2 separate regions of the Homo sapiens genome follow, and region 1 is linked to region 2. A link is an interaction called in ENCODE POLR2A ChIA-PET data of the cell type or tissue named here. Cell type or tissue: endothelial cell of umbilical vein. All regions are shown on one strand. Each heading gives the region's core, and the rest is flanking DNA. Links, peaks and the distances in the headings are about the cores only. Region 1 overlaps HTRA1 (HtrA serine peptidase 1). Region 2 overlaps PLEKHA1 (pleckstrin homology domain containing A1).

Region 1 (17,608 bases), core at 5,318-13,317, 81 kb after region 2:
CTGTGTTTTTCCATTTTGGATTCTTTCCCCCAACGCCTTCTGTACTGGGCATTTTGTGGTCTCTTCTTTTTCTCCGAGAACTCTGAGGGCTACCATTGCATTTGCTAATGATGCCACAGACGGTGTTGACGTTATGAGGCTTCTATTACTGTATTGATTTTTACCATTTTTAGGGGGACGGGAATCAATATTTCATGAGGGAATGTGAAGCCAGACAGTGAAGTAGAAGCTGGCTTTTATTTTGTGCCAGGCTTTGTCCAGAGGCGGGTGGGGACGTGGCTCCTAAGCTCTTGATTGCAGCTCCTTCTGGCTTGGGAAACGTTTCAGTTCCCCAAACTCTCAGAACTGGATCCCCTGTGTGTTCTCTGGCCCGGATTCAAGAACTTAGTTGATTGTCAAGGAAATTCTTTGGCTATATTTTTCTCTTAATATGGTAATGCCTTTTTTCACTCTGGCACTCTCTTTTCAGGGAATTGGATTAAGACTATTATTTATGGGTCTGACAAAGCAGTTCCCAAGTTGTTGGGACTGGATTTGTTTAGGAATGTCTCCTGTCCTCTTCATTGAGGGGGGAATACAAATTGCTTCCATTTGACAGTTTATCAAGTGTGTGACAGAGTATCAGAGTCCAGGGTTGGCCAACTACAGCCAGTAGTCCAAAGCTGGCCCTCTGTTGTTGTAAATAAAGTTTTATTGGGACATGGTCATGCTCACTTATTTAGGTAGAGTGTATGGCTGCATTCAGTCTACACCAGCAGAGTTAAATAGTTGTGATGAAGACCACGTGGCCCGTGAAGCCAAAAATATTTGCTTCCTGGCCCTTTACAGGAAAAAAATTCCCAGCCCCAGTGGCAGGCAATTAACACCTTGTCCTCGAGGAGCTGAAAGTGGCTGGAGGCAGGAATGCTTATAAGAACCAAGCGAGGTGAAGCACTAGGTGGCCGCGGCGAGCAGGAAGAGAAGCTGATTTTGTTTGCCCTTTCGTTTGCCAGAGATTGTGGGTTCTTTTTTTTTTTTTTTTTTTTTTTTTTTTTTTGCAGAGATGAAGCTTTGATCTTGTCACAATAGCAGAGGGAGGCCTTATTTTTGTCTATTTCTCTGTGACATTGGTAGAAAGGACTTTGTCAGAATTCCAAGCTATTTGGCAATTATCCAATTTTGAGATCCTAATGGATCTTTCGAGGTCTAGTTTGTTCATTCTTTTAGTGATTCCTTGTTAATTCCCTGATTTTATAAATGTGTGTTGAACATCTGTCTTGGCCAAATACTTCTTAGGTGCTGAGGATGCAGCAATAGTGGGCAAAGCCATGGGGCTTAAGATCTAGTGTGGGAAATGGGTGATGTAAAGTAAATATGGCGATAAGTACAGTGCACGAAGCAAACAAGTGAAGGGGTAGAAGGTATCAGGCTGCAAAGACAGCAGATAGTGTAGGCAGGGAATCTTATCTGAGGGGGTGACATCTAAGCTGAGATGGAAAGGACAGTGAGAGCCAGCCAAGGAAACAAGTTGGGTGACAAGAGTTGCAGGTGGAGTTGCTTAATTTCCCACTTCTGCTCAGCCTGCAGATCCTGGATCTTGGACTAATTGCAAACTGTCATTTCCTCGTGAGTTTATTAGAACCCTCCAGAACAAGTTTCTGGTTAGCTAGTTTCTCTGTGTGTTGTCTCATTTCTTGTTGGTTCTGGTTCTTTGGGGTTCCTACTCATACTCTGGAAAGCTCCAGTGTCTTAAGTAGTCAGTCTCCCAAGAGTCTGAAAGCACAAAGATTCACAATGATACGATCACCTCTCAATCATAGCAGCATTGATGCAGTTCCGTAGCTGGTTTCCTAAAGCCATCCAGATCTCTTTCTGTGGCAAGAGAGAAATAAGACCTTCTGGTGAATTGAGGACTAATTATCCTAATAAACATGCGAATTAACAGTTCCTTTGGTTAAACAAAGCACCAGAATCTGATAATGGGAACATGTGACTCATGGTATTTCCTTCTTTGCTTTATCTACCAGGCAGCTCACAGAAACCACTGGCCTTCCCTGTGTTCCCATTTTATGTCATAAATATATATTTAATTAACTTATTATAAAAGGCCCTTTGTTCATTGACCATATCAAATTATTCTTATATAGAAGAGGTTATACATGTTTTAAACATTTTAAAATAAATCTGAAAAGAATGCTACATCCTGGGCAACTTCCCTGCATTTGGGGCTCAAAGAAGCTCTATGTGGTTATGGGTAATGAGGAGCCAGAGTGCCTTCAGGGCAGTTCAGCAGATGCTGAAAGGCTGCTGTGTGCTGTTCGCTGGGCCCACCAAATAGAGTAGGACTGAGCCCCTGTCCACCATGACAGCCGGGAGATACAAGCTGTTCCCTTTGCCTCCCTGAGCCCTGAGCTTTATAGCCTATAGACAGCTGAAAAGCAGGCTGCATCCGTTACCCAGTCAGTTACCCAGACCCAAATGCCAGGCCTTGGCTAACCCCAGTTATTACCTAATTTTAATATCCCAATGGATGTTTTAAGACCTGGCTGGTTCATTCTTTCATTTATTTACTTATTCATTGATTTTGTAAATATTTCTGGAGCATCTGCCATGGCCACATGCTGTTGTAGCAGCATCAGCCACTCTGAAGTTGGTGGATGAAAGGGGATGCATCAAAGGCGCTGATGTATGGAGGAGACGCAAGTTAGACTTGACCAAGACAATATTATTCCTCCTCTGGATGCCCCGAATATATACAGTCATTAGCTGTCGGGCCCCCATGTGGCACTGTTGACATTTTGTGGTTTAAACACTGAAGAGTAAGGGAATATTGGAAATGGCAAACATCTGATATAGTGTAAAGGAGACTAAATATTTTGATGGTGTTCATAAACACCGAGGAGGAAAGTCTTTTCATTTTTTTCATTTGTGTGCTCTCTCTTTCTCTGTTTTTGCACACTGTCCTCTGTTCTCCTTCTCCTTCTCTTTTTCCTTTTTTCTCCCTTCATCTCCCCATTTATCTGATCTCTCCCACCTGAACCCCTTCTACCCTGCTGCCCTCCTGTCCATTCTACCTTCTCTACTCCCCTCCCTAGACAGTAGTAATCACATGTCAGTTGGAGAAACATGATGGCAACTTGGTCACACCGTTCTTCTCAGTCTGTATATGTCGGTGATCTCAGTGCCCATCTGGCAGATCCTTCCTGCCCTGGCTCTTCTGCTCACTGCGACCACCCTTGACTTTGTGATCACTGATAACCTTCACCTTCTCTAATCTAAATCCCAAGCTTCTCACTCTTGGTCCACCACCTCCCAGCCTTGTCCGTTCTGAACCCTGAACGGAAGCTGAATGGAACCCTGAACGGAAGGGTTCTGAAGCTGTTCAGAACCCTGAATGGAAGCTGAAATATCAATGGGCCATTGCTTTTCACAGTCCTCTGTGAAAGATTACTGGCCAAGCCAGCATCTGGAGAATTCCTGGTCCACCACCTCCCTGTCTGGAGAAGCTGGAACAGCCAGCTGCATGAGCATGTGACCCGTGTACTCACAGGCCCTGTGCCCTGAGCTCGCTGTTTTAATTTTATCTTTGAATTTGTATTTTTGTGAATAAAGCCCTATGAGCTAATGGAGCATGCTCAGGGAACTTGGGGCTTTAGCTCAGGCTGGATTCCTCCTGCTGCCTCCCCAGTCCCTGGTCCCCTGAGAACTCCAGCCCCATCTGACCTTCCCTTCCCTGTCTCTATGCAGGGGTCATTGCTACCCTCTATCCCTGGAAAGGATGTAGGCACAGGGCAGTTCTAGGTTCCAGCTTGGGCACCGCTTAACATCTTGGTGGTGCAGGGATCAGGCTGATGATACCGTGGTTGTTCTGTGGGCTACTGGGCAGGGTCAAGCCACTCCCACCCTGATCCAGGTACCTAATGCACCCGACACAGAAGCGGCAGTGTCCTTGGGGTCATCCATTATCCATGTGTTGGAGGAGTGGGACCCTAGGGAAGATGCTTGGCTCGACTTCCCCACCCCTAGCCAGGGCACAATCAGAGGTCCAGGGGCTGGTGGGCACAATGCCAAGTCGTGAGGCCTCCAGTGTCTGCGCTCACTGTCCCATAAATAACCACAGTAATAACTAGCAAATCAAAAACATTGTGATAGGTCGAGAGAGACAGCATGTGGAAGAAAGGAAAAAGCTTTCTATTTTAGTACCTTTAACAGTGCTTTCTGTATGCTTTATGAACAAGGAGCCTGCATTTTTATTTTGCACTGGGCTCTGCTAATTTTGTAGCTGGTCCTGCCCCCTAGTAGCTCAAGTCAGCAAATCTTTGGTTCATCTGAGTCCACAGTCCGCTGACCCGCCCTTTTTCACAGTTCCTCCCCTGCCCATGTGCTCACTTCCCTCCTTACCCAGCTTGGCGCACTCCCTCAAGCAAGTCTTTGGATGCTGACATCCCCCGTAAACAACCCTTCTGCGGCCTGGTTTGATTTTCCTTAGGAGACATGCAAGTTCTATAGCACTGTTTCTTGCTGGGTATGGAGGATGTGCTATTTTGTCCATTGCATATTTTTTAAAGAAAATGAAAGGTTAGCATAACTGTTTCCAGAAGGCACATTGAATCACTCAGTTGAGTCCCAGCCAGTTGCTGCAATGTTAGCCTTTGAAGCAAACTTGAACCAACACAGGACCAGCCTAGAAGTCCCAGCCTCCAGAAATGATGCAGTGGATTCTGCAGATTCAGCAACAACAATATTTTTGTAACTCAAGAGCACTTAGTAATTTTCAAAGGAGAGAAAGAAGTAATTGACTTGGCTTATTAGGTTGAAAAAGAGTTGCCAACTTTTTCTTTGGTTTTGATGTTATTGGTTTTTTTTTATTTTTCTTTTCTCCAAGCTTCAGGGAATGAGATTGAATGAGCACTCAAGTGCTACTAGGCAGAACCCTGAATGGAAGGAAGCTGAAATACCGATGGGTCATTGCTTTTCACAGTCCTCTATGAAAGATTACTGGCCAAGCCAGCATCTGGAGAATTCTAGGAACGCCCCCTCCTCTTGCAGCAGTATAAGTTTGCGGGGATCATCTGACCCCATTGGGGAGTTGTATGAAAAAGGGGATTTATTGGGGACCCTGTTGCCTGTTTGGATCTTACTTACATTTAACTATTGTCTGCTAATGGATTTTTTGGAAAGCAACCAGGTTTTCCGTAAAGAATAGCTAATTGTCAGAGCTGAGATGACCATTGGAGATCACTGGGCTCAACTCCCTAATTTTAGAGGTGCTAAAACCGCAATCCAGAGAAGCTAATCAAGTGGTTCAAGGTTGTAGACTGAGTTCATATAGGACCAAGACCCAGCCCAGATGTCCTACTGTCTGGGACAGTGTTCTCTCAGCATACGTGGAGCCTGAGGGGGTAATGTGTGTGCGTGTGTGTGCATGTATGCATATACACATAGGTGTTTTGCCTAAGTTTTCACTTCTGCCCCACCTTGGTTGATCTTGGAGAATGAGCCTGAGGCGCGCTGTCAACCTGGGGGCCTCATTCAGCACAGGCCCAACTTTTCTGCCCTGGGGGAGTTCCAGCAGTTATGGTTCATCTGTGGTTCAGTTATGGAACTCACACCACACATAGTGCCCCCAAAACCGAGGCTGCGTGCACAGACCTCCCCTCCCTTCCCGTGGTGGGCCCCTGCTTGGGTTCTTCCTAAACTTCCCCTTTGCCCTGCTCTGTGTTATACCCTCTCTGGTCCCCTGTCCCTGTGGAGTGATCCGGGGCACAAGGGCAGCTGTTTCCCCGCTGACCTCTGTGTGCCCTGAGCATCTGGGAGGTGGGGAGCAGGCTGGTGAGAAGAACACCTGGAGTGGAGGTTGGGGTCAGGGAGGGTCCCAGTCCCGGTACCACCCCCACCTGCTGTGGGACCTGCAGTCCCCTCATCAGCAGAACGGCTATGAAGCCATCCTGCCCATCCACAGGGTGGTGGGTCGTGAAGGCTGCATACCTGGCAGAGCGGGAGAAGCTCTGGGAAGATGCCGGACACGCGCCGTGGGAGTGATTTCCCTGCCTTGCCCAGATTCTGCTCCCATCACCTGAACCTGCCTGTCACCACCATGGAACTGCTGTGACCATTGCTTTCCTTTTAAGCAGATTAGCAGACATCTCCTGCTCCACCCTGCCAAACAAACAAACAAACAAGCAAACAAACAAACAAAAATGTGCATGAGGGAGTATGGACTTGTAGAGTCTTTTCTAAACATTGTTAGGTGCTTGTATTGGGATCCTCTCTTAAAATGAACCATATTCCCCAGGCTTTGGATGACACTCATGGTTGCCCACCCTCCAACTTCCTTCCCTGCTGGCAGAGCCCTGGGTTTGTTTTAGTTCCAACCCTGACCCCACCGCATTCCTGACTCAGGCAAATTCGCAGGGTCCAATGCAGTCAGGGGAGCCACGTTCCCTCCTCCAACGAGTGCTGAGGTCGCTGCTTGATTGGATACTGCCGATGACCTACGAGGAGGAGGGTGCCAGGGCGCTTTTGGGACTTTGCTTTTCTGGAGAGATGCTTCCACAGCATGGTCATGGACACAGTCACGTCTTGATGTGATGTCTGGAATGGTGGTGGCCGTCTTGTGGCTGTGAGAACAGGCTGAGGTTGATTGGATGGAGGGAAGGAAGGAGCCTTGTTCTTGATGCTGTCTGTGAGCCTTTGAGTTATCAGCCTGGTACCACCCAGCCCTTGGACAGATATCTACTCTACATACTCCATTTGGAGTTTTTTTTTTTTTTTTTTTTTTTTTTTTTTTTTGTCACTTGCAGTTGAAAACACCCTAATTGATACACACAAACTATTTTTAGTGCTGGTCTGTGTTTGGCCCTTATGGAAGACTCTGGGCTGAGCTGCCCATGGTGAGGGAGGTGGACTTTGTGTTTTCTTACTGCTCTGTGTCCTGGTGGCTTGTTTGTGTCTCTGCCCATGAGACAAAAGCCGAGAGGGCAAGGGCAGATTTTCTTAATCATATGTTCCCTGCACCAAGCTCATAGGAGACACTCACTGAATGGTTGTTGAGAGAGTTCTCTTTCACGGAGGCAATGTTTTGTGAAACGATGCTGCTTGTTGTTGTCTGTTGGTTGTAATATGCATGAACACTAAGAGCCATCTTTAATCATGCTGTGGGCCGCCTCTTCCAAGGTGTTAGCATTACTCCCACTACCTGGTCAGCATCCTGCCTATGGCTAGGACTTTGCAATTTACATAGATATGGTGGGGAGACCTGGAGCCCATGGCCAGGACTCTGACACCCTCACTGGATCTGTTTCTACATCTACCTGGATGGCCGTCTAGGACATTAGAGGATTTGTGTCTTCCTAAAGTCCCTCTGTTGAGAGACTTCTGGCTCTGTTAAGAGGACACTATTTAGCATTGTGAGTCCCTGCAGGCTGGGGGCCAGTGGGCGTTTTTCTTCTAGATGCCCCCTCTCTTCTTCTGGCCTCCCAGGCTTCCTGCTCCTGAGATTGTGAGAACTGGCCTGTGCTGGGCTCACTGCAGAAAGACTGTCGTCCCCAAAGGTTTTGCACCAAACTTGAGCTACAAGATCTTTTAGGGGGACCTGAGATCTCCGCCTGGGCTCTATGAGAGCAGGCATGGGTTGTTTTTGCCCCGTCACTGCAGTCATGCCCACACTTGCATTTTCTTTTCCCCCCAGCAGTGTGAGGATCTGGCATGAGGAGTGGGACTCGCGTGCCCTCTTTCTTCTCCTCTTCCCTCTGGCCTTTTCATCCGTCAGTGGGGGACAGATGTTTGCCCTGTTTACTTCTAGGCTTACTGTGGGGCTCCAGGGAGATGGTGAAGTGGCCAAGGAGAGGAGCTGCCACCTTCAAGACGGCCTGTGGCCGGTGCCGCTTTAAAGGGAGACTCAGAGGTGCTTTGCTGTGGGTGGCGCGGGAACCAGCCTGGGGACAGCAGTGCAGAGGCCTTGGACTCAGAGTGCGTGGGCCCCGCGGGGCTTCACGGCGCCTGTGGCTGTGCACTTCCAGCCATATCTGTGCTGCATCTCTTCCACATTCCCCCATGGAGCTGATGTCTAGACAGCTATGGAATTAAATGCTCAATTACCGAGTAGGAATTTGGCCAGCAGAGGTATAGCTGCTGAGTAGACAGACTCGAGGTGAGGCTCACGGCTGAGAACAGGCCCCATCTGGCTTTGGAATGAGCTGAGGTGCCCGATGCTCCTGCAGCCAGTGGCTCCTGTGGGGAGCTGGGGCCGTGACCCCCAAAAGGCAGCTTGACCTCATGGACCACCATAAATCTGGCCTGGTCAACATCTCTGCCAGACATCATTCCCTTGCAAAGATTTCTGCCTGTGATTGGAATTCTGGATGAACATGTACTGGGCGTGTGGGTCTGACAGCTGGGAAGCTTGTTCTCTTGTTTAGCCAGGCTGCCCATCATCTGTAAGCCTCAGTATCCACATCTTTAAAATGGGGGGAAAATATAGCTCAACTCCTAATGGTGCCATGAGAATACTTTGTCACCTGCCAGGCAAAAGCTTATTCCTTTCACAGAAATCCAGGGTTTACAATGTGAGACCCCTCCCCACTCCGCCGCATGTGTCTGCTTGCTTTTTTCTGTCTTAGGGTTGCCCTTCATGAGCTAGGAAATGTCTGAGTGGATGAAAACCTAAACGAGATGATCACTGGTGGTGCCCATTGGTGCAGCCTTTGCCTAAATGGCTACTTACGTAGCCACATTTCCTCGTCTGTGTTCAGGTGAGGACTGGTTCCTGGGCAGACTGCCTGGGTTTGCATCACGGGTGTCCATCTTGTCGAAGCCCATGTGGTCACCCAAGTGTGACTGAGCCAGGCTTGCCCACGGGGTGCTCTGGGCCCCATTTTCGGCAGCAGGCAGCGTCCCCTGGAGGCCTGGCCCTCCCCGGGAGCATGGGGAGTAGCGCCTATGGGCAAGCAGCCTGCAGCCTCCATCCCTGCCTGGGGGCTCCCCCGCCCCAGCCTCACAGCTTCTCCAAAAGTGTTTGTCTCCTTGCCGCATCCTCTAGGCCTGAGCTCAGACGGTGGAAAAGAAGAGCTGGAAGGAGAGTTGCCTTTCAGTCTCTCTGCCTTCTGAGGTCTCCTGAGACATAGAGCCTGGGCCTGCCTCCCTTTCTAGGAGGCGCCAAGGGGTGGTAAGAATAGGGGATGAGTGAGATGTGAATTAGGATCCCCACAGCAAGCCCTGCCTCGTAACTTTCTGATGGGTTTTCAATGTGTGGTGAAGCAGACGCCTGCTGGGCCCCCTTCCTGAGTTGAGTTTGACCTCCTGCCTCCTGTCTATCTCCTTGGGCAGCCAGGCCACCCCGCTCCATTAACCTGTGCCACCCCATCCCTTTACCTGTCGCAAGCCCAGCCCTGAAGGCCTCAAAGGCCTGGTCTTCCAGCCAGTCCAGGGCCTGAAGGGATGGCAGTGTCCCTGGTGGACCTCCCCTGGTGTGGCCTAGTGCACATCCCAGCCCTGCCTCCTGCCCCGCCTGCACGCCATGAGTGCTGAAGTCATGCCTGGCAGGGGCTGCTGGCCCAGGCCCAGAGTAAACACACTGCGCTGAGCTCGCTGGTGTGCTGCTGGATGCTGATGAGCTTGAGGAGTGTGGGAAGTGAGCATGGGGCTGAGTAGAGATGCGGCAGGCCTGCACCTCCCCGCAGCTGCCCTGCATGCTCCAGCCTCAGGCAGCCACACAGGGAAAGGGTCACCCACTGTCAGGGCAGACCTTTACCATGGCTGGGTGACACGGGCTGGCTGTGGAAAGGTGTTTGGTGGTTCCCGCTGTTGGATTTGCACAGGCCCAGATGCTCACAGCAAAACCAACACCTAGATGGTGCTTACAGGAGCCAGCGGGTATTCAAAGAGCTGTTCAGATCTTAAGTTGCTTCATTCTCACAGTGGACCATTGAGGTAGCTGTACGTTAGTCCCATTTTCCAGATGAGAAAACTGAGGACCTGAGTGGTCATAAGCTCAGGCCCTCATCTAAATCACGCAGCCTGGCCCCAGGTGTGTGCTCTTGACCATGGACAGTGCTCTCCTGGTCCTCTTGGTATCTGTGATCTGAGGGACCTTCCTCCTCCTCAGTCTCGTATAGTCAGTTTTAGGTCTTGGACTCTGTCTTCATATCCCTTTCTCCCTTCGTGAGCTTTCTCACCCAGCACCTTCCTTATTTGGTGTGTGTTGGGGGATATTTGTGGTGTGGCGTGGCACTGTGTAGTGGATGAGAGAGTCTGTTTTTCCGATCCCAGTCCCAGGTTTCAAACCCTGCTCTGTCTCGAGTCACCCAGAATCTTGGACCCTCAGTTTCCTCATCTGTTAAATGGGCATGGTGGTCACCCCACCTCATCAGCTAGTGTCTGCTCCATCCCTGGTGGAGGAGATGACTCAAGTAACCCCTGGGTTCCACCTGCCCCACCCCACTGGTCCCCTGGCTCTTTCTTTGTTGAGATAGACGAATGTGAGGCTCTGGAGTTGCAGTTCCCACGAGGGCTGGGGTGGCTGTCTGATTTCTGGGCCTGGTCCATGTTGTTCAGGGCAGCTGCTCGTTCTAAGTGAATAAAGGCTGAAGGAACTCGGGAGGTCTGCTCGGCTCCGAGGAAGGCAGAGAGGGAAAGGGCCCCGATGCCTTCCCTGATAGAGCTAGGGAGGCCCTTCTGTGGTTCCCCCCAGCTCCTTGGCCTGGGTGACCCTGGAGCTGGCTTCTGTTCCATTTTGTTGTGCAGAGTTGTTTGAGACTCCTGGCTTTGCCTGGCCTTTGTGGGACGCTGGAGATCAGGGCTTCTGGAGTTGGCCAATTAGCCTGCCCAGACCAGGAAGCACAGGTGGCTGACAGAGGGCCGTTTCAGGAGAGGAGAGACAGCCTACCTATTCGGTCTTGCTGTCCCCATGCTCCATCCCTGCCCCTGACCAGTGTGGCCCTGTACTCAGCATAGGCGTGCACCTGAGTCAGTACAGTTCCCTGCCCGCAGAGCACCCCAAATATTCCAGGCCTCAGGACGGATGTGCACATGATGAGTCGGGGCAGGTTTCACTGCCTGTAGCTTGGGATCCTTCCCTGGGGCTTGGTTCTCTAGGGCCATCCCCAGCAGTCTCACCCCAAACCCTAAATTCATGTTGTCTTCCTCTGTCTCTTGGCCTCAAGGTTTCAGAGTGAGTCTGTGCTGATAGCTTCAAGATGTGATGAGACCCCGACTTGGCCTCCAGTTACCTCCCCACGGTTTCCTTGGTGTGTGTGTGGCTTCAGTGTTCACTGGCTCCCGCACGGCTTGCAATGTGTGGATTACGGGTGGGAGGGAAATCCAGTCCTGCCCGCAGCAAAGGGATGTTAGTTGTGAGCTCAGTTCCCCACCGGGCCTGGTGTTTCCAAATAGCCCGTCACTGTCCCTGCTTGGTTTTCCATGATATCTGTGCCTTTACCTATTTGGTTAAATTAAACCAACTCAGCAACGCCAGCCATTGTGGTTTCAGGGCAAGCTGCCTGTCCTGCTGCTTGGCCGCTCCTCAGAGCTGCGGCCGGGAGAGTTCGTGGTCGCCATCGGAAGCCCGTTTTCCCTTCAAAACACAGTCACCACCGGGATCGTGAGCACCACCCAGCGAGGCGGCAAAGAGCTGGGGCTCCGCAACTCAGACATGGACTACATCCAGACCGACGCCATCATCAACGTGAGCCTCTGTCCCTCTGCGGGTGGGGATTGGGGCAGAGTTTTGCCAGGGGGAGAGGAGTCAGCATAGGTCTTAGCCCCTGACTTTGTTGTAGTCTGCGTGAAGGGATGGAACTAGACCAAGCCATGTGGATTCTAGTGCCAGCAGCATGGCAGGGGTCACATGGCGGGGACGGTGACACCGGAGCAGGTGGACAGCCAGCCTCCTCCCAGGAGGAAGAAGTTGTATTGGGTGCTTTAGGGTGATTGCAGTTGGCTTCTGGGCTTCAGAGAGAAAATCTCCCTGTTTACGGCACCTCTAAAACTTTCTGAAAATTGTTAAGGTCATTTTTTTCCGGCAAAATATTAGGTTAATGGGAATGAATCTCAGAGAAGAATCGTGCCCCCCACTCTAGGCACCGTGCTCAGGAAACGACCAGGCAGGGACATAGATTGAACCATGTTATGACACGATTTGTAACCTTTTCATTTCTGTTTAATTGCAGTATGGAAACTCGGGAGGCCCGTTAGTAAACCTGGTAAGGTCTTTTAAACCTATGTTAGGTCATTTGTTTTTATCTATGTATACGCTGTTTTTTGTTTGTTTGTTTGTTGTTTGTTTGTTTTTGAGGCAGGGGGTCTTTTCAAACATAAGGTTGCCAAAGTGTATTATAAATTCCTTTAAAATGGCTCTGTAAATGTACTGCGTGCTTGCAAATGACCCTACGGATCTTTTCTGGAAAGAGTAAGGCAGGCCGGAGGTGAGGGTTGGAAATGTTATGCCAGAGAACACACTTGTGTCTCAGAGTTACAGGTAAACACCGTGAAATTCAGGGCCAATGCAGGAGTAAGGTGAAGGTCACTAAAAATGCTGGCCAGTCACCGAAAGCACCTCCTCCAAATTAAATCTCCTGGGCTGCTGAAGGAGCTGGCTGGGCTCATACACATTTTCTCTTGGCCAGGAATCCTCCCTTAAGGCCTGGCTGGAATGAGGAGGAGTTACCCACCCACAAAGATATCACTTAAGTCTTCCCTTAAATACTTGAGCAGAAAAAGTGAAGCCTTAGAACACAGACCAGCAGAGCTAGAGGGCAGCTCTGGGGCCATTTATAGAGGGCAGCTCTGGGGCCATTTATAGAGGGCAGCTCTGGGGCCATTTATAGGGGCTGTCTTTAGCAAGGCCCAGTGTGATGGCACCTCCTAGATGGTGCCTTGGCATCAGGTACTGACATCTCAGCACTCCTGGGAAGTGTGCACTTGGCAGCTTTCTCTTCCCAGCAGAGGGGCAGCTGTGCTCCCAGCTCTGTCCTCTGCCTCCCCGCGCAGCACTTGGGGATGGAGTGGAGATGGCTTTGCTGGTAATGAAGCATGACAGCCCTAAGCTCTAGGGTTGTTTCCCCCTGAAGTCAGCAGAGTCATCTTAAGATCATTAGACATGGGAGAAGCAGGAAGGTGTGGGCAGCCACCTAAAGGAGTTTGAGCCTTTGGAAACGTATTCCTTGTGAAACAGGAGCAAATCATATCGTGCATTTTGAAACTATCTGTGCTTACCGTGAGGTGAGCACCCAGTGCCGACCTGGAGTATGTGCGATTCTTCCACAGCTGCGCGTGGCTCGCGCTGCCTGGGTGTCCTGATGCCTCTCTCCCTGCTGCCACGGGGATCCCCTCCTTGCATCTCCCCACTTCGATCTCTGAAATAGCTCAGGGACTTCTTTCAGGCATATTCTCTCTGGGTGTGTACCTGCCGGTAAAGCTTCACGATTCAGTAAGCCGTGTCCTTCTTGCTTTTCAGGACGGTGAAGTGATTGGAATTAACACTTTGAAAGTGACAGCTGGAATCTCCTTTGCAATCCCATCTGATAAGATTAAAAAGTTCCTCACGGAGTCCCATGACCGACAGGCCAAAGGTAGGCAAGGCCCACACAGCCCTGGGGACTCCGGAGATGGGGCCTGAAGCTCAGCTGCCCTTTGGGACTTGGGGAAGGGAAAAGCGGCAGCCCCTAGGACTAGCCAAGCCGTCTCTGATCCAGAAGTGAACGGGAATGCACATTACTAAATCCCTCGCAGAAGGTCACAGACATTTCACCATTTTTGTCCTCTGATCATGGCAATGTCACTTGAGTCAGTCTAATATGTACCAGGCATGATCCTAGGTGACTTGTGTACATTATTTCACTTTCTTTATGTATGTCACTTAATTCTTTTGCCCTATCAGTTAGGAATTACTAGTCCCATTTTGCTGATGAGAAAACGGTTCAGGGAGATCATTCTGCAAACGTTTATTGCCCCATCTGCTCTAAGTCAAGCAGGGAGCTTGGCAGTGGACAGCTCAACTGGGGCCTGGGGCTCAACAGGGGCCTTTGCCGGTGTGACTTTTATGTTCTGTTGGGGGATGGGAAGGCTGACAGTAAATAATCAAACACATAAGATACTATTAGTGCTCCCAAGAAAACGGATCAGGGTGGCCGTCAAGGGAGCGACTGGAGGGGCAGCTGGTGGAGATGGTGTGGCCAGGAAATGCCTTCCAAGCTGAGGTCTGAGTGAGGAGGAACCAGCGGGCAGGGATGTGGGGGGAACACTCCAGAAGGAAAGACAGAGGACTCAGCATAGTTGAGTGAGCACAAGGCCCCTGAAGTGGCCTGAGGGCCGGAGCACAGTGACAGCATGGAGTTCCCCGGGGTGGAAAGAGGCCAAGGCCGGGCGAGCAGGCTCACAGCAGGCCGTGGTGAGGGACCTGGGTTGCATCCTAACGACATTTAAGAACAGGGAAGTTTATGATCTGATTGATGTCACTGAAAGGACACTCTGATGGCTGCGGGGAGTCTGCTGGAGGGGTTGCTGGAAGTTGGGGACCGGTTAAGGGGCTCTCCCAGCCATCTGGATGAGACATGCTGGGGTCTCAGACAAGGGTGGTGGCAGTGGAGGTGGGACAGAGGGGTCACATTCCAGATATATATGGGGGGTAGAGCAAGCTTGGGGAAGGGCCAGCTGTCAGGATGAGGCCATGAGGAATTAAGGGTCATGCCCAGGTACCTGACCATTAATTGAAACAATGGGACTTTCCCAAGGTCCCCCAGAGGGGAGGGGTCCAGACCAGGATTTGAGCCGCAACCTCAGTGTACCCTTCTGTGGCCCTTCCTGCAACCTGGGGGATTGGGCCCCCGGCCCCTGGTGTCCCCAGCACCCCCACCAACTGGGCTGACCTTCTGCTGTCCCTTTGTTGTCTCACCAGGAAAAGCCATCACCAAGAAGAAGTATATTGGTATCCGAATGATGTCACTCACGTCCAGGTGGGTAAACAGGATGCGTGTCTGTGTCTTAAATTTTAATAAACCTGAACTTCAGAAGGTGCTCACGGGCACCCCTGAAAGAGAAACCTTATGCTGCCTTAAGACGTCTCAGTTTCTGCTTATAATGAAGTAGCATCGGGAAAGAGGACAGGTCATTAGCCTTGGCCCCTTTGTTTGGTTTTAACCTGTGTTTTTGCATTCTGAGCTGGTTTTCTTCACTGGCAGCAGGCCCTCCGGTGTAGAAGGTTCTGCCCTCCTCTTTGAAGGCAGGCCTGAACAGTGTGTGCGTGGTGGGGCTGTTGATTCACTCTGGCTCACGTCTTCCTTACCCCACATTCTGTTGAAACCCACATTCCAGGAGGGCCCCAAGCCCCTCCCGCAGCTCTAGGCACTCTGCTTTCGTTGCTCTGCAGCTCGTGGGCCGCGGCTCCAGGAATGCCAGGGCAGGTCCAGCGCAGGGAAGTGAATGACTGATGTGCTTGTTTTCCCCGAGCTGGTGGAATTGCGGCCTGTGGTTGGCAGGCTCATGGCATCCTGGTGTTCTAAACTGGATGAAAAATTCTGGTGTAATCTCATGAGTCCTGGTAGTAGACTCACCTGGCATGGCTAAAACTGTCAGAGGTAAAGTAGGTAAAGACTAGAATATAGTAACAGATAGATTAATGTGTTCATTACTATGATGAATTAATGATTCACTCACTGTGAAAGTATTAATATATTTTGATACATGTTATGAATGGTGGTCCCTTTCTTAGCACTCCAGAAGATGGAGCCATTTGTCAAGGTTAAAGTGTCCCCTCAGTTGTTTGCCTTTGGAACTACGAGGTGTAGGGAAAGATGGTAAGCCCTTGGTGCCCAGCTTCCTGGGTTCCTGTCCCTGCTCTGATATGTCCTGCCTTGTGACCTTGGGAACGATATGACCCCTGAGTGCCTCAGTTTCCTCCTCTTCAGGATAGGGATGACAGCGCAGGTGCTTCTGATGTGTGGCCAGGCTCAGATCAGGGAGTGGTGGCAGGGGTCACCAGCCACAGTGATGCCAGCCACTATGTATCACACGTACTGGGCCAGGTGCCTTACTGGGATGATCTCATCTGATCCTCACAACTCATGTTGTAGGGTACTGTTATTATCCCCATTTTGCAGGTGAGGAAATGAAGGCACAGAGAAGTTAAGCAACTGTCCGAGGTCACACAGCTAGCAAATGGCCGAGCTAGGGCTGCAAACCAGGCCAACCACTGTACTTTACTGACTCCTTAGTAATAGCTACTATTAATTAAGAAATAATAACAATGATGATGGCTGGGTGCGGTGGCTCACATCTGTAATCCCAGCACTTTGGGAGGCCAAGGCGGGCAGATCACTTGAGGCCAGGAGTTCGAGACCAGCCTGGCCAATTTGTGAAACCCTGTTTCTACTAAAAATATAAAAAATTAGCCGGGCTTGGTGGCAGGCACCTGTAATCCCAGCTACTCGGGTGGCTGAGGCAGGAGAATTGCTTGAACCCGGGATATGTAGGTTGCAGTGAACTGAGATCGTACCACTGCACTCCAGCCTGGGCGACAGAGCAAGACTCTGTCTCAAAAAAAAAAAAATAAATAAAAAAAATAAATAAATAATAAAGCACTTTCCTTGCTGTTACCAAGTAAATCTTTGACTCTGGTAGACAGGCAATTTTAATTTTAAAATAGGATCAGAATTCCTGGAGGAATTTTACCTTAGACCTAAGGAGAAGACGGGAACTGGTGAGAGCTGAGTTTTGCGTGAGGAAGGCCTGGTGTTTCTTCACACTAACACGGGTGCTTTTTCTCTGGAGCAGCAAAGCCAAAGAGCTGAAGGACCGGCACCGGGACTTCCCAGACGTGATCTCAGGAGCGTATATAATTGAAGTAATTCCTGATACCCCAGCAGAAGCGTGAGTTGGAGTCGTTTTCTCTTTTCCCAATATTCTTGTTGTTCCTGTGGGGGTAGCAGGAAGAGGGAGCGCTGTTCCTTTTCTACTGGCTCAGATGATTATGTTGATCCTTGACAGACGTGGTCGGACGTTGCTTGTCATTCCTGCTGGCCAGGCCTTCCGACCTGGCTCGGCTCGGGACTCATCCATAGGAGGGTGCCTTCTGTCTTCAAAAGTCCTTGCTCCACGAGGACCCTCCAGATGGACAGAGCAATAGCAGACTCGTAATGAGTCTCTGAGATGGCCCGGCTGGCCAGAGAGAGGGTTTCAGGAACAGTGTCCCCAAGCCCTCACTTGGTGGTCCTTTTCTAGGCTTCAGGACCCTTCTCTTCCTGGAGTCTTCCAGAATGTCTCTGACAATTAGGCCCATACCTGTCAACACCTCCAGAAAAATAACCCAAGTGATATCAAAGTAACATGACAAGAAGTAGCTCAACCATCCATCAGGGTTTGTTACCTGTATTGGCGGAATATCCAGAGAAAAGTGCGAGACCAGGGACCAGCAAATGTGCCTTGGGGGCTGGATCTGGCCCACTGCCTGCTTTTATATGGAGCTGTGGGCTAAGAATAGTTTTTGCATTTTATTTTTATTTTTACTTATTTTTTATTTTCATAGGTTTTTGGGGGAACAGGTGGTATTTGGTTACATGAGTAAGTTCTTTGGTGGTGATTTGTGAGGTTTTGGTGCACCCATCACCCAAGCAGTGTACACTGAACCCAATTTGTA
Region 2 (11,198 bases), core at 756-8,755:
TATTTACATCATTACACACAATGGCCACTGTATTGGCCAGCAGAGCACTAGTGTATAGGAAGGGGATATTTTAAGATTCACCTCAGGAGTCAGCTCTTCTGGGAAGCTTTTAGACTCTGGGTTAAGTGTCTTCTCTTTATATGCCCTGTGGTACCCTATGCATACTTGTATCATAATGCTCTTCCCAGAGTTTTGCAATCACGTGCATTCTTGTCTTTGCAACTAAATTAAATGAGCTTCTTAAGGGTAAAGACTCTTGTAGTCTTTTATGATCACAGGGCCTGGCACTTGATAGACAATAAGTGTCTTTGAATGAATGAAAAATGGCATAGCATAGCAAGAAATGCCATTTTAGTATGGGGCTTTCTCAAAGCTTAAGAGCCTCAACTGGAAGTAGTAGTTACTTGGTTCAGAAAGTACCTGCCTTGTTGTCTCAGGAGGCTATCCTTGTGCTTGGTTAGCAGGTTGTCTCATAGATTTTATTTAAAGCCAATACTCCCGGGAAGAGTCATTCATGCAGCAGACATTCATTGAGCTCTCCATGAACCTGGTGCACTGTTCTGGGAACTGAAAATAAAAGAGAATAATTAGCAAAGTTCTCTGGCCTTCAGGAGTTCAGTTTTGGTGGGGAAATTGACGTGTGCCCCCATCATCAACAGTAGTTTTAATAATTAGGAATATTTTTAGTATTTAGAAATTGCAGATAAAGCTGAAAACCTTTAAAGGTCAGTAATTATAACTATACTTAAGTTTTCCTAATTTTACGGAGTATAGTTTATCTCCTATGGTAGTTCTTTGTTCTTCCTCTCAAATTTCACAGAATAATGCCCAGCATACAGGTTTTCAAAACTTAGTATTTCTGTAATAGTTCTTGTTTCAGCTCCCCCTCCCCCAGTTTTAACATTTCTGAAATCTTAGCAGTATGTCTTAGAGTTGCTAAGGACGAGGGGCAGCCAGGCTGCAGCTGTGCTGTAGTTGACTGCTTGCCATATGCACAGTACCTTTGGGTAAAATCCAGAAGACACCGGCATCAGCATGTGCAGAAAAGGGTGCTGGCAGCTTGGGAGGAAATCTCAGGGACACCATGAAACATTCTTAAATACTGCATCACCAACACTCTTTTTGGCACAAAGAATGGCTTGGAGTGAAAAATATGGACATTGGTGGCTCCAAGTCAAAAAGTGATTCAGAAGATCTGGAATCTGAATGTGAAATCTTAAAAACTATAACCAGTTTATCTTGTCTATATTTTTCTTTTTTATATATGCTCAAGAATAATATATGATAAAAATGTTTAAAGTGTAAATGGGCTCTTTTATAAAACCTTTTCATCATGGAAAAGTGTAAACATACCCTTTTAGTAGATAGAAATAATACATGGAACCTGCATATACCCATCACCTAGATGTCATAATTGTTAACACATGGCTCAGCTTGTCTTGTTTCTTCTGTTTCACCACCCACTTCCTGCTTCATATTTTGAGGCAAATCCTAGATGTCTCCCATTTCATCTGTAAATATCTCAGTGTGTATCTCTAAAAGATCATTTAAAAATTTTAAAAATAAGTATAAAAGACTTAAGTGCACAGCCGAAAAATTGGTGAAAATATTTGCAACATGTATTAGAGATAAAACTTACAAGGAATCTTAAAAACTGAGGGGATTTTTCCTCACCTACTTTGCTCTCTTTTCCTTCCATCAATCTGAAATGACTCAGACTCTAATTTATTAGGTGAGGCAAAGCAACATAGGCATCCAAGAGGAACCAGTGTAGCTTTGTGTGGGTGTCAGAGCCCACGCAGGACAAGGAGGCTGTCCTCTTGGGGGGTTAGCCCCACGCGGAGTAGGGAGAGAAGGGCATCCACATGGGGAGGGGTGGTGGCAGAGATGGGAGAATGGTCACATACACACTGATTGATAAAATCAAGAACTATATTAAGGATAATAGAAGCCAAATCTTGTCAGAGAAACAATACTTTTTGGTGAATGGATGTATATCTGTATGTATGATGAGGAATGAAATATTTACATAGTTTCAAAGTACCTGTCTACTAAAATAGGTATTAAGTGTTGTACAAGGGGGAAAAGAATAACATTACAGTGAGGAAACCTGGCAGATACCACTTTACTCAGGTGGTCAGATGATTAAAGTGAATGTCATTGGTAATGAGGTAAATTGAAATCACCTGACAGGATAGTGGAAGACGAAGACAGCATCACTTCTGTGAAATCCCTGCCCAAGGTATGTAATCAGAATCCCATCATGAGGCACACCCAAATGAGGGACATTCTACAAAATAACTACCTTGCAATCTTCATAGAGTGAAGATTATGAAAGTCAAGGAATAATGAGGAACTGTTCCAGACTGAGGGAAAGAAAATATTTGACAAGCAGATGGTATTCGTGCTTCTGAACTGAATTCTTTTGCTCTAATAAAAGACATTTTGGGCACAGTTTTCTGATTCTGATGATTGTATTGTGATTATGTAAGAGAATGTAGGAAAAGTATTCAGGGGTAGTGTGGGACAGGTCAGCAACTCACTCTGAAATGGTTCAGGAAAATCAGTTCTTTATGCTGTATTTTCAATCCTTGTATAAATTCGTGTTTGTTTCAAAGATTAAAAAAAGAGAGAAAATGGAGGGGAAAATACCTGGTAGGCAAATGAACAAAAGACATGAATAGGCAATTCATTTAAAAATTAAAATAGGTCTTAAAATATTTAAAAAAATTCAGCATCACTGATAATTAGAGAAATGCAAATTAAAACTGCAATGAAATATTCTCATCTGTCATGAGAAGGTTGTGGCTGAGTTAAGAGATTGGCAAATCCCCACCCACCCTGCCCAAAAGCAACTGTAAATGCCATTCTGTAAACAAAAGGAATCAGGAACCCTTGGTGATGTGACTGATTTCAGAGCTGGGGCAGATAAAGTACAAGCTGAGCTCAGAAAGTGAAGTTGTGCCAGAGGATAAGGAAGTGGCTCAGAGAATGAATGGAACATGTCAAAAGGACACAGAAATTACCTTGAAGGAGCTGACCAAAATGCAGACAATTTAAACAACAAAATAAGTAATGATAGTAATGGAATATAACCCATAGAATAAAAATGAGTCATAAATAAATAAATGGAGAAGGAAAAATATTTCCTTAGAGTAAAATTCTATTTAATATATGTAGATGGATTGATGGGGTTAGAAAAATCACCATTTGGCAGCCACTAGTAATGGTTTCAGGCAGGAGTTTTCAGGGTTTGATAAAACTAGTTGCAAAATTATGATGGGAAACCTGGTATTACTATAGGTTCCAGGTATCTCCCCACAAGATACTTAACAGTGACAAAGGGAAAAAGTAATTTTACAGCTACTGGCAAACATGACCTTAAGCAACAGATCAGGGTTAACACACCAGTGACAGGACAAGCCACCATCGGGTGTGTACCTCCTAATAGTGGTCCACTGAGAAGAACAGTGTCATGTCTGTGGCTTCCTGTCAAAAGTGTATAAACTGAATCTCAGCACGAATAACAGGCAAACCCAGACTGGGAGGTGTTCTACAAAAATAACTGGCCTGCACTTCTTTAAACTCTGAAAAACGAATGAAGAACTATTCCACAGTTAAAGGCGACATGACAGCTACATACATGGTATGATCCTGGATTTAACTCTGGATCAGAAAATGGTTTTTGTGCTGTAAAGAATACAGGTAGGGCAATTAATGAAATCTGAAGATGGTCTGTAGATTATAGTATTGCATCAGTGTTGAGTTTCCAGTTTTCATAATTGCACTGTGGTTATGCAAGAGCACATCCATGTTTTAGGAAATACACACTGAAGCGTTTAGTAAAGGTACATCATATTTACAACTTAACCTTCAAGCATTTCAGGAATCTATATATATACATATACTCTGTCACACACATATATAAACATAAACAGATAATGATAAAGCAAATGTAAAATATCAACAGTTTAGAAAACAAGGTGTAGGTTATGCAGAAATTCTTTGTACTGTTTTTCTCAGTCTCTTATTAAGTGTGAAATTATTTCAAAATTAAACTATTTTGTAAAACTTTTTAAAAAAGATCTATGATTTTTTTTTTTTTTTTTAAAAAAGCACTCCCAGCTGGGCGTGGTGGCTCACGCCTGTAATCCTAGCATTTTGGGAGGCCAAGGTGGGCAGATCACCAGAGGTCAGGAGTTTGAGACCAGCCTAGCCAACATGGTAAAACCCCATCTCTACTAAAAGTACAAAAATTAGCTGGGCGTGGTGGCAGGCGCCTGTAATTTCAGCTACTTGGGAGGCTGAGGCAGGAGAATTGCCTTGAACCCAGGAGGCGGAGGTTGCAGTGAGCCAAGATCGTACCATTGCACTCTAGCCTGGGCAACAAGAGCGAAACTCCATCTCAAAAAAAAAAAAAACAAAAAAAACAACAACACTCTGTCATGGTTTAGTTTTATTTTTGGTGCTACATAAAGTAATGGTATGTCTTAATCTCACGCTGTCATATTCAATGAAATATGTATATTGTATTTTATGGAATGTATACTAGAAATATGCTATTAGGAACCAGTTTTATATTTGTATCTTATATCTACTTTGTAACCTTGGGTGAGATACTTAACATGTCTAATCTGCAGTTTCAGCACATGAATAGTAGTACATGTGTTGTAGGGTTGGGGAAAGTGTGAGATAAAACATTTAAAAGCTAGCAGATGTCTCAGCACTTAGTAAACATTCAATTTTGTATTTATATAAAAGTGATATTTGTAAAATCACAAATTTAAGTCAAAGAAGCAGGATGTGCACTTGCTCTGCTGCCTTGTATATCAAAGTGACATTCCAGAAAAGGAGATGCTGTGCATACTGGTACGTGGGTCCGTCGGGGAAAGTCTGATGGCTAATAGCTTTTAATTAGTTACACTGCCCTTAAGGCCAGAAATAATGTGAATAAGGGCCGTATGCAGTTTTTCTTGTTTCAAACAACAGTGTATATAAGGTTATAGTGTTTGAGCTATTCAGATGCTGGATGGTTTAAGAAGGTAGATTTATTTCTGAGATGTGCTTCAGAAAAGAAGTGTGATTTTCACATGGGTCTTCAAATAAGACAGCTAACCTTTGAAAGGATTTTAAGAATAAACATCATGTAACTGTTTTTTTTTTTTTTTTTTTTTTGCCAGGAAAAGGAACCTCTTCGTGTAATACCACTTAAAGAGGTTCATAAAGTCCAGGAATGTAAGCAAAGGTAAGGAACCGCTCTGACTTGATGCCTGGCACAAGTTATAAACACAGAATAGTGCCTTAGTTTGAGTAATGTACTTACAGATTACATTTTTCCATATTAATTGTAGTTATTTTTAACTCTTTATAGTTGAGATACACTAGAATTTTCAAAACCCTCAGAGTAAAGTATTGAACTACTTTGTTCATTTGAAAACTAAAAATTAGGAAAGAATCGTTTATTTGTTTCTTTGAAAACTAAAAATACAGAAACAGCTTACTAATGGAAAGGAATAAATTTAATGTGAACAACTTATGGTTAGGCCATCAGATTTGACAAATTGATGTATTAAGTGTTTAAAAGATGCAGTAGAATAGAGCTTCACAAGAAAATGTGTTAGCTGTGACAGTGTTTCACCAAACTGATTACTAAAAACTCTGAACTTTAAAGTTGCTTTGTGAACTTTTTCTAAAAGTGAAACTACATGAAATATGTAAAATCTTACATTAAAATAAATGGGAAAAGATAATTTGGGTTTGCTAAATCAGTGCTTTACCTCATTTATTTATTGACGCATACTGGGTACTGGGTAAACAAATGAAAGAGAAACTCAAACAACTGCTATTTAAGTATAATTGGATTTTTTTTTCATACAGCGACATAATGATGAGGGACAACCTCTTTGAAATTGTAACAACGTCTCGAACTTTCTATGTGCAGGTAAGATGCTTATTTGGCAATTAATAGATCCTCCTAAAAAGAAATTAATAATATTAGAGGTGAAATAAACATAAACAAGCTTGTTGCACTTGAGGTTAAAAAAATATGACAACTGTAATTCACCAGCTTAATAAAAGGGTACTGTATATAGAGTTATTGGTGGGGTTATATGTTCAGGAAGTGGGAGTATTTGTTATGAATTAGTGAACTAGAACTAAGTATTTAGAGAAAGGGAAATGCTTTTAATTTAGATGTTAAGTGTGTACTTTCAAGTTGGATTATTTTTGCACATGTTTTAGAATTTTGATTTTTCTATTATATCATTTTTTGGTAACCTTATTAAAAAAACCCATAGTAAAAGTAGACAGTAGATTTATATAGTTTCACTAATAGTAGGCATCCTGTATTTAAGTTTAAATTGTACTTTTTGCATACTTCATTGAATTATTTAAATGGAAAATTTTAAAAAAAGATTTGGGCCGGCTGTGTTGGCTCACACCTGTAATCCCAGCACTTTGGGAGGCCAAGGCAGGCACATCGCTTGAGTCCAGGAGTTCGAGACCAGCCTGGGCAACATGGCAAAACCCCATCTCTACTAAAAATACAAACATTAGCCAGCCGTGGTGGTGTGCAGGCTTGTAATCCTAGCAACTTGGGAGGCTGAGGCACGAGAATCGCTTGAACCCAGGAGGTGGTTACAGTGAGCTGAGATCGTGTTACTGCACTCCAGCCTGGGTGACAGAGACCCTGTCTCAAAAAAAAAAAAAAAAAAAAAATCAAAAAGGGATGATTTGTTTTTGTTTTATTGAAGTTAAATATGCTTATTCCAGAAAACTTGGAAAATATAGAAAGATTTCAGAAAAATGTGGCTTATAAAACATTCAGTCCCACATTGAGGCAACCATTCTTATGATTTTGCTCCCTTTCTTAAGGTATATATTTTTATAATAGGTGGGGTCATACTAAATATAGTGTTATATCCTATTTGTTTCATATATTGTTATTTTTTTCCCATGTCATTAAAAATTATCTGAAAACCTTTTAGAACTGCACCATACTCCATTGATGTTCCACCAGTAAATTGTGTCTGTATTACTCTGTTGCTGTATTGTGTCTGTGTTACTCTGTTCATGTGCATAGTTTTTGTACATTTACTGTAATAAAATGATGAAAAACATCTTTGTGCATTACTTTGCCTGATTTCTTTAGGGTAAGTTTCTAGATCGAGATTAACTATCAGAGCATGACCCTTTCTATTTTGTCAAATTGATTTCTAGAATTGTATTTCCATTAGTAATGAATGAAGTATACTCTACCTTTGGCTACTTGTATTTTTTTTTTTTTTTAGTCTTTGTTAATATTACTTATTCAAAAATATTCTGCATTTTAAACTTTTTCATATTTCTAGATTCTAGAAGTGTAAGGGATTCTAGAATCTAGAAACAAGAGGCAGTATCTCTGCACCCCGATTGGGGCCTTATTTAATTGGATTAATTTCATAGTAAGGTTTAAAATTCACATTGAAAGCCAGACGTATCTGTCAATACTTATTGTAGGATTTAGGGTACTACTAGAAATTATTTCCAGAAAAATATGTAAAAGAATGTCAGAATTTTTAAAAATTACACAACTACATAAATATTCTTGTAGCAGATTCAGACAGTGTAGCAGTAGGTAGAGTGAAATAAGAAGGGTTTTTCTTGGACTTCCTCCTCTCCTTGTTTTCTGTCTGGAGGTATTCATTATTGACGCCTGTTGATGGGTCTGATCTTGACATTGAAGTGCTCAATTTATGTCTCTGTGTAGTTAAGACCTAGCAAAACCTGGCTTTAAAAAAATGATTTCTAAATTTTTTGGAAACAGTTGCCTTAGAGTGATTTTGTTGATGACAGTATTTTAAGTTATCAAAATAAATACATTGGCTGTATAGAAGTAGGTGATTTTGAGAAAAAATTGTTTGAATGAGTTCTTTTTTCCTTTAGGCTGATAGCCCTGAAGAGATGCACAGTTGGATTAAAGCAGTCTCTGGCGCCATTGTAGCACAGCGGGGTCCCGGCAGATCTGCGTCTTCTGTAGGTTTCCTGCTCTCTGGGGTGATACTCCCTTGCGTCTCCCCCATCCTATCAAATTTCCTCTCTCCCAATCCATCCGGTTTCTTTCTTTCTTGAGATTTATTTGCATGTTGACTTTTATACCAATTGGACTTGCAAAAAATAATGCATTTCTAATTTAATGCTTCCTTGTAGTATTATGTATACATAACTTTCTGTGCATTGTATTGTGTTAAATGCACAAGTAGGGCAACTAAAGAATAAACATTTCCTTGCTTTGTTTTAGGAGTTCTTACTTGTCAGTAGCTCTAGATTTGGCATAATCTGACAGATTCTTAGTATGGTGTGTGATCAGGATCATGTAAGACTTTTAGTTGTAGCGTTACACAGTTTTGTGAACGTCTCAATTTCCTCTTTACTTCCTCTGATTTCAGTTCAGGTTTTTTGGTTTTGTTTTGTTTTTTACCTTTGGCTTAACCATGCCATCAGATCACTGAGCAGCTGGGGCCTTAAATACAGTTCAGTGCTCCCAGTGTTTCCATTTCATGTTTTAATTCTCATTTTAAAACCTGCTTTAACAGCCTGCTTCTGAAAACTACCATAATTATCTTTGTGGTAGTATGATAATAAAATTGAAATACAACTAAACATTCTGCTCAGAAATATTTTTTTAAAAGATTTTTCTTGTGTTCAAGTACATAAGAATTAGATTTGCATTTGGAATACTTTGGCCACTGATCTCAGGTCTGAAAATTTAAAGTATCTTAAAATGTAACACTGCCATCTGCGGAAAGTAGTCTCATATGTAGCATGATAGCCTTTATTATCTAGATTTACTATGACATATATGCTAGTTACTTACACTTTTAATATTTTTTTCTGATAGTATTATAATACCGCCTTTTATTAGTTTTCTGGTAGTGATAACTACAGATAAATAAATAGAAATCAATGTTTCTGATTTCTTAGTTGTTAAGTCATTCTCTCTTTATATCCTTTTTGAAATATCTAAGAAGTCACTTTCATAGATGTTCATTTTGTAACTGCCTGTATTTTATGTGACTTTTTCAGCAGTCAAGTATGAGACTCTCTGCAAAAACAGTGTCTGTTGGGAAGAGGAAAAGTTGGAGAAGGATGTTTGTGTTTTGTGCTTTGTGGTGGGGGCAGATTGGACTATCTAGCTATGACTGTCAGCACAACTTTCTCTTTTCCTCCCTCTACCCAGTATAGGTTAACTCTAATCTTAGCTTTGCACTGTGTTCCAGATGCGGCAGGCCAGAAGGCTGTCGAACCCTTGTATACAGAGGTATACATCAAGAGCTGGTGAATGCAGCACGTATGTGGGCTCTCACGCAAACGTGCCTTCTTAGTGGAGGGCCCAGACTTACTACTTACAACTGATCATAGAAAGTTGAGTTAACCAAACTGCCTTTTGCAGTTATCATAACTGATTTTGTCAATACTAACGCAAACTGTTTCACTGTAGTCATCAGGTTGGATATGTGTATTTAAAAATAAAAAATAAAACATACAACTTTACTAACAGAAAGAGACATTAACATATAAAAATTAATATACTCAACTGCTGCAAGAGTTTCAATTTTATATTATGTATTTAAAAATTTTTAAGATACAATACTTACGAAATGCACCATTGTTCTAATAATATATGCAAACTAATGCATGCATATGCATTGGATAAACTGTACATTACTATAGTTTGCATGGCATTTAAAAATCTCTGAAATTTAGCCATCTAATAGGACTCTGTAGTGTTTTGGTAATTTGTAGCACTTTGATTTCAAAGCCACTGGTATCATAAATGAATATAATATACTAGTATATAGCAATGTATTTAGAATGGTCATATTTAAGGATATTTTCAGATTTGATCTAGTTAGAAGCATATTGAAATTAACATTCTCAACTACTAATTATTTCACCACAGTTTAAAATGTGATAAATGTGTACCCTTTGTTACCTTTAAAATATTAAGCCATATGAATATATGACCTATTCAGAACTAAAATTAAGTAAAAAATGAAAAGACTGTGCTATTATTGGTTGCAGTGAAATTCAGGGAAGTAAAAACTAAGTCTTATCAGCAGAATAATGTTTGAAAGATGATTCGTGCTTATTAAAGAAATATGGCCTTTCATTGTTATAGTCTATATTTTAATTTTTTTCATTCTAAAATATGTGGGATAATTCCTAGTGTTGACTGAGAATATACTCTTAAATAAAATGATACAGCTGGGAGGTTCTCTTTTAAACACAGTTCAGTTGCAGCTGGAACACTGTATTTCAGTTTAGGTTGGCTGAATCTTCAAAGTGTCATAGGCTGCCAAATTCAGCTTTGGTGACGGAACTGGTTTCCTAGTGGAAATGGTTTTTGGCTATCATTGCTTTAAACTCACCTCTAAAAACGCGTTGCTTTGGGAAAGAACTTGCACATTTATGCTGCATGGCTTCTGCTGCTGCCTTTGTGTGTGTGTGTGTGTGTGTGTGTGTGTGTGTGTGTTTTATTTGTTTTTCAGAGAATCAAGTCTCACACTGAGTTACTAACCTGGTCATGAGTGACTGACCGTGTCTGACTGCCACTCCTTTTTGCAGGAGCATCCCCCCGGTCCTTCAGAATCCAAACACGCTTTCCGTCCTACCAACGCAGCCACCGCCACCTCACATTCCACAGCCTCTCGCAGCAACTCTTTGGTCTCAACCTTTACCATGGAGAAGCGAGGATTTTACGAGTCTCTTGCCAAGGTCAAGCCAGGGAACTTCAAGGTCCAGACTGTCTCTCCAAGAGAACCAGCTTCCAAAGTGACTGAACAAGCTCTGTTAAGACCTCAAAGTAAAAATGGCCCTCAGGAAAAAGATTGTGACCTAGTAGACTTGGACGATGCGAGCCTTCCGGTCAGTGACGTGTGAGGCAGAAGCGCACGGAGCCTGCCTGCCTCTGCCGTCCTCAGTTTCCTTTCATGAGGCTTCTAGCCAAAGATGATAAAGGGGGAAATGGTTTTTAGTGCGTATATTATACTGCCTCTTAGGTGTACTCTTTATAAGCTGGTAAACCAAGAATCTAGGGAGTGGCCAAACTAAATATAATTTCTTTAAAAAAGAAAGAAAAAGGAAAAATCCAAAATATCTCAGTATCATCTGTCTGAAGCATTGTGTGTTCTCATTCGGGTGGTAACAATGTATGTGTA

The links. ChIA-PET counts read pairs that join two places held together with the same protein. Peaks named below come from ENCODE experiments on the same cell type or tissue, not always from the same donor. Only the 100,000 strongest peaks of a DNase experiment are listed, where the experiment ranks them.
Region 1: POLR2A ChIA-PET joins it to region 2 with 5 read pairs; 3 of 35 experiments call an interaction of 5 or more read pairs at or near these places.

What each region holds. Positions count from the first base shown.
Region 1 is chr10:122,495,224-122,512,831 of GRCh38, forward strand. It overlaps HTRA1 (HtrA serine peptidase 1), which reads left to right. Exons shown (of 9, transcript NM_002775.5): 4 at 11,468-11,662; 5 at 12,147-12,179; 6 at 13,433-13,547; 7 at 14,873-14,930; 8 at 16,747-16,842. Among named protein-coding and RNA genes, the nearest start is that of HTRA1, 42 kb to the left of the region's middle. RefSeq lists enhancers at 1-433, 9,460-9,959. In endothelial cell of umbilical vein, for the core only: no CTCF peak of the experiment used is centred there; a DNase peak (open chromatin) is centred at 9,538; H3K27ac peaks cover 506 bases.
Region 2 is chr10:122,419,019-122,430,216 of GRCh38, forward strand. It overlaps PLEKHA1 (pleckstrin homology domain containing A1), which reads left to right. Exons shown (of 12, transcript NM_001001974.4): 9 at 5,181-5,245; 10 at 5,878-5,941; 11 at 7,924-8,013; 12 at 10,606-11,198. The coding sequence ends at 10,920. Among named protein-coding and RNA genes, the nearest start is that of MIR3941, 7.7 kb to the left of the region's middle. In endothelial cell of umbilical vein, for the core only: no CTCF peak of the experiment used is centred there; no DNase peak of the experiment used is centred there.